Regions from separate parts of the Mus musculus genome. Here region 2 is linked to region 1. Evidence: chromatin loops called from intact Hi-C (ENCODE). Cell type or tissue: gastrocnemius. All regions are shown on one strand. Each heading gives the region's core, and the rest is flanking DNA. Links, peaks and the distances in the headings are about the cores only. Region 1 holds the start of Mblac1 (metallo-beta-lactamase domain containing 1). Region 2 holds the start of Zscan21 (zinc finger and SCAN domain containing 21).

Region 1 (2,801 bases), core at 136-2,635:
ATATTTTAACTATTTTTTTTCCTATATTTTACGGAGGCTCATGGAGGATGTGGATCTAAGCCAGTCCTTTGTCCTGCTTAGGTTGCAATGATTAAAGGGGACTGATGTCAATCATTCTGTCCTGTTTGGAAGCTGCCTCCTAGAAAGCTGCACGTGACAAATATTGCTTGTCTTGACTGTGTCCTCTAGGTCTCCCGGACCAACTGACGCCGGTTCCTCGCTGGAAGGGGCTTTCCTGACTGGAGTCCAGTCAAGCAACCGCCTTGCCTTCACATATCAAATCCTCTGAACTTTTCACTGTTTCCCTGACCACTCGAAAGGGGGCTCCGTGACCAGGCACCACCACATCAGCTACGCTCAGAATCCTCTCCCGGCTCCGCTGCTGAGCTACTGGGTCTTCGCTCAGGGCCTGCCAGGAGTCCTCGTCACCAAGTCGCTCGAACACATCGCCAGCCACCACCACGGTGCCCAGGCTGGTGCCCTCCACTACGACGCTCACGTCCCGCTGTCCTCCGTGGCCCGGCGTGGCCCACACCTGCAGTCCCGAGCCCAGTATCAAGGGCTGCGTTTCACACAGCCCATGGGGCAGATAGAGACCCTCGGGAAGGCAGAAGTCATGGGAGACTAACAAAGCTGCCTCGGGAAACAGCCCCAGGTTCCCAATATGATCCGAGTGTCCGTGGGTGCCCACCACCAGAGTCACATCTTCGGGGGCCACGCCCTGTGTAGCCAGGGCTTCCAGCAGCGCACCCCGCGCCCAGGGTCCCCCGGTGTCCACGAGGATGGGGCCACGCACCGCCTCCTCCAGGGCAGTCTTAGAGCCGCCGTCTGCGGATGGGGCCAAACCGCGGCTGGAGTCCGAGGCCCAGCCCCGAGGCAGGACGAGAGTCACAGTGCCATCAGCACGCACCGCGTCGCCCGCTCCCTGCGGCTCCGCGTAGCCGCGCAGCAGAACCACCACGGAGTAGGAGCCGCTGGACGCCAGCAAAGGGATCTCACCATGCAGGGGCTCGGTGCGCACTGGACCGTTCATGACAAGGGAGATTTACCCCGCCACGGACGTCTGCCCAGTCCCTCCAAAATCCTACCGCAAGCCCCGCCACTCTTTCCAAGGTGCAACTCGTTTGCTACCCACCAGATCTTAAAGTGGTATCGCCCTCCACTACCACCCCTGCTGAAGATGGTATCGCCCAACTGGCCTTTCCATGCGACCTCAAGACTTCCTAGATTCTTTTGGTCAGTCCCCCCTTAGGCTTATAGTCGGTAGGTTCTCACGCATCCACATCTGAAAGATATCTTTTACTTCTTTATTCTAGCTGTTGTCTACTTTGAAACTAAACTATCGCTGTCCTTAAGGGTTTTTGTTTTCTTTTGTTTTTTAACGCTGGGAAAACTCAAAAGGTGAGAAAACGCGAGATTTTTTGCCTTTTATGGGCTTCCGTACAAACTACCGCGCCTGAACCACGGCGTAATCCTAATCCTGTATAGTTCATATTATGTATTACACTTAACTTCTGAGTTCTTGTTTTGTTTTTTATTTTCCTGATACAGGGGCTCAAGGAGACCAAGATGGTCTTGAGCTCGCTACATAGCTGAGGAAGACTGAGCTCTTGATCCTCTTTTCCAAGTCCTAGTGGTACAGTTGTTTTCCCAACCCCAACCAGTATCCTTGGGGTGGATAATTATAAGAACACCATTAGCAACTAATAGATAGCAGGCCAATGGCCCCACTGTCTGGGTGCTCCCTCATCGATAATGTGTGCATGTTTGAAATGGGACTCAGCTGATATATATATAAAAGGTTTAATAGCAATATAGAAAATATGGCACCTGTGAAATAGGAAATATAGCCCACATGTCTACCCCATCTAACCCGAGTATTGCTTCACTCTCTTCCAGCATCCTGTTCTTATTCACAGATTGATGGTATACGGCCTCATGTTTGCAGTGTATATTGGTTCTTGAGGGTCTCTTTTTGGCTTCTTACTTTAAGACAGGGTTCAGCTCTGGTTGGTCCCGAACTGCCAAGTAGCTGGATGGTATTCTGATATTCCTGCCAACGCTTCTTTGAGTGCTGAGATTACAGCGGTATGCCACCACATCAGGGTTCAACTCCCATCACTGTCCATACTAGGCAGGCACTCTACCAATTGCGCTGCTCGCTCTTCTCTGGCCTCTTGAAAGGGTTTAAAATAGACCCTTTAAAAAGCAAAGTGACTTTCCCACAGCTCACACCACTATTGACCAATCGGTGCAGGTGAAGACCAGTAAAACGTAGAGAAAAGTTTCAAAACTGTCACCACATACTTGTTCAATTAAGTGGCTGCATGTGGTTCAACCCTGAAGGCAAAACTTGCTTCTGCTTCTTCCCCCCTACCCTTCTCCTTTCCTGTTGCCATTCTGGGTCCCCAGGATCATAGCCGAGATCATACCAAGAAGACATTAGAAGCCTAGGGGCGGGGAAGGACGGGAGAGCACAAGAGTTTAGAAAACTCTCCACGACCCATCCTTGGGGTTCAAAAGTAAGGGTCAAAGATCTTCTGGGTCATGCTTGGGATTGCCTGAAGTCTTGGTTATCTCTTCTTCTTCTTCCTCCTCTTCGTCATCTGCCTCCTCCTGCCCATCACTGATCTTCTCCTTTCCAGTCCAAGCTTCCCGTAGACAAGCTGGGTGGAATGAGAAGAAAACAACCTCAGGGTTAATGCCGGGAACAGCTGGGAAGCTAGGGGAGGAGTCTGTCCTTTACACTTACCAGTTTCAGAGGCTGGAAGCACATGCCGCTCACAGAGAAAATGCTGGAG
Region 2 (2,801 bases), core at 89-2,588, 77 kb after region 1:
TTGAGACTGGTGTCCATGTAATGGAAGGGAAGCAGTCAACTATGCCAACTATCCTTTGACTCACACACACACACACACACACAGAGTAAAAAAATAAAAACCTAACTCTCGAAGTCTAGCAGCAGGCTTTTGGTCACTTCCCAATTTTTCCCTCCTTTATGCGAATTCTACAGTTTATAAGTCCCCCCCCCACACACACACACTCCCTTAATCAGCCTCAAATTCATTCTGTGCAAGACGAAGTGTAAACAAATCAAACTATCACAGATTGCATCAAATGAACAGCAATTATTACCTTGTAGTAGATAATGCCCTTAAGACACTCTGCACTTGGAAACTCCAAGCTGAAGTCGTGGTGGTGCATACCTGTAATTACAGCACTGAAGAGAACAGAGACAGGAGGATCACCAATTATACACCAGTGTAGGCCATACAGTAAGACCCCGTCTCAAACCGAGCAAACTAATTTTCAAAAAGCTTCCAGGCAGGCCAATAATTCTGAAGAGCATAACTACTGGGCAGATCTAGTAGCTCAGAGTGAGCCAAATTCTGCATCATTTCAATAGCCCTGAACCAATACTCAGTCTCTCTTCAGAAGCCTTCCACCACTTGAAAAACAATTTTCCTGTATTGATTTTGTTGTTGTTGTTCACAATTCTTTAAGTGTCCCCTTTCAACAGATTTCCAACTATGTCAGCCACCAAATAAATCAATCACCTTTCTATCCTATACGCGTTTTACAAACGATCGTCTAAAAATCTTTCCAGACTTGAGCAAATCCTTGTCCAGTGCGCACAAAGCCCACCGGGACCAATTCCCCGCCTGGACTGGACAAGACTCAAGACTGAGGAGATTCGGGTTTTCAGAGGTTTCTACACTTGGGCTTATTCTTAACAATTAGTTCTGAGTTTAGATCTCAGGGCTCTTGCTGGGGAAGAAAGAGGGCAGTTTCCGTCAGGTAACAGACAATAACGGAGAGACTAGAAATGCGATTCCGGAAGCAAAAGAATCAGGGTTTTGTTCCAGGGAGCCCTCGGGGGTGGAAAAGCCTTTCCTTAGAGCGGGCGCCGACGACGGCTGGGCGGGGCGCTCCTCCTCAATCTCCCAGAACCACCATGGAGGAACTCCCCGAACCAGAACCACAGTCGCTAAACCCGTCCCACCCTCTCGAAATCTTTTGGCCAACGCTCCCCGACCGCTAGGCTAACCTGGGACTCGCAGGCTCACCGTGACTCAGAACCGCTTTGGAGTCTGGAATCCTCACAGCGGCTGAACGACAGCACCACCGGAAGCGCGTCAGAGCCCCGCCCCTCTGGAGGGGGAGCAGCCGCCCCTCTAGGAATCCGAGCGTTGTCGGTATCCTGTTTCACCGGAGGCTGCGACTGTCCTGGTTGTGATCTGTTTCTCCCCCTATTTCTTTTTTTATTCTCATTCTCTCTTCCTACCCCCTCCCTTTTCTTTCTTTCGTTCATTCTTTTTTTGAGGGTGGGTGGTTTTTGGAGGGTTATGCGGCCCTGGCTGCCCTGAAACTCACTCAATAGACCAGGCTGGCCTCGAACTCAGGGATTTACTTGCCTCTGCCTCTCGAGTGCTGGGATTAAAAGCATGAGCCACCACTGCCTTGTTTTTGAGACAAACATGTCATTAGCCCTAGCTAGCCTGGAACTCTATGTATACCAGGCTGACCTCGAACTCTATAAACGATCCACTTGCCTCTAGATCAGTGAGTGAGTAAAGAGCTCATGCGTGAGGACCTACATTTGGATTTCCAGCACCACATAAAAAGACTATGGTACATCACATGCCTGTAATCCGAGTGCTGGGAGGACCCCTGCAGTCTGTTGTCTGGGCAGCCTAGCTCCAGATCAGTGACACCTTGTCTCAAAAACAAGGTAGAGAAGCAATTGAAGAAGACAGCTAACATTAACCTCTGGCCTTCACATGTTTGCAAACACACTGTGTACATGAGCACTGTAACAGTTAGGGTTCTCTAGAGTCACAGAACTAAGGGAATGTCTGTCTATACTGAGTGAATTTATTGTGATAACTTACAGTCTGTACCCCAGCAATGGTCCAAGAATCTAGTAGTTGCTCAGTCCCACGAAGCTAGGTGTTCCAGCTGGTCGTCTGTAGAAGTAGATTCCAACAGATGTGCTGGCAAGTAAGTGCAAGCAGCCGAAGAAGAGGGACTCTTCCTTCTTCCAATGTCCTTAAGCAAATCTCTAGCAGAAGGTGTGGCCCAGATTAAGTGTGTACCACCATGCCTGGCTCTTAGAACTCAGAGATCTCTTTGCCTTAGTTTCCTGGGCCTAAGTTTTTCTTTTTTGTTGTTCTTGTTTTGTTTTGTTTTTGTTTGTTTGTTTGTTTTTTGTTTTTTCAAGACAGAGTTTTTCTGTGTATCCCTGGCTGTCCTGGAACTCACTCTGTAGACCAGGCTGGCCTCGAACTAAGAAATCCACCTGCCTCTGCCTCCCAAGTGCTGGGATTAAAGGCATGAGCCACCATGCCCGGCATGGACCTAAGTTTCTCATGGCCACTATGCCTCAAGATCTCCATGCCAAGATCCAGGTCAGAATCTTCTTCCAGCCTCAAGATCTGGATCACAGGTGGATTGTAGTTCATTCCAGATAGAGTCAAGTTGACAACCAGGAATAGCCATTACAATCAAAAACACAGAGAACAATCTGCCTGAGTTCTTGTTTATGTATGAAGAAAGCAGTGTCTTGGCAGATCAGATCCAGTGTGTACTAGAGTGTAAATTGATAGCAAAGCTGAGACAAGATTTTGATTCTCTATTTGTG

What was found. A loop is a pair of places that touch in the nucleus more often than their neighbours do. Peaks named below come from ENCODE experiments on the same cell type or tissue, not always from the same donor. Only the 100,000 strongest peaks of a DNase experiment are listed, where the experiment ranks them.
Region 2: a loop joins it to region 1, with 5 times the contacts of the local background. A loop is called at or near these places in 1 of 42 quality-filtered maps.

What each region holds. Positions count from the first base shown.
Region 1 is chr5:138,192,630-138,195,430 of GRCm38, reverse strand. It overlaps Cnpy4 (canopy FGF signaling regulator 4), which reads right to left. Exons shown (of 6, transcript NM_178612.4): 5 at 2,753-2,801; 6 at 1,537-2,666. The coding sequence ends at 2,530. It overlaps Mblac1 (metallo-beta-lactamase domain containing 1), which reads right to left and starts at 1,117. Exons shown (of 1, transcript NM_177878.3): 1 at 1-1,117. The coding sequence starts at 1,033. The coding sequence ends at 251. In gastrocnemius, for the core only: no CTCF peak of the experiment used is centred there; DNase peaks (open chromatin) are centred at 410, 923, 1,094 and 1,423; H3K4me3 peaks cover 1,773 bases; H3K27ac peaks cover 1,782 bases.
Region 2 is chr5:138,115,415-138,118,215 of GRCm38, reverse strand. It overlaps Zscan21 (zinc finger and SCAN domain containing 21), which reads right to left and starts at 1,311. Exons shown (of 5, transcript NM_011757.3): 1 at 1,209-1,311; 2 at 296-380. In gastrocnemius, for the core only: a CTCF peak has its summit at 1,180; a DNase peak (open chromatin) is centred at 1,275; H3K4me3 peaks cover 1,995 bases; H3K27ac peaks cover 2,200 bases.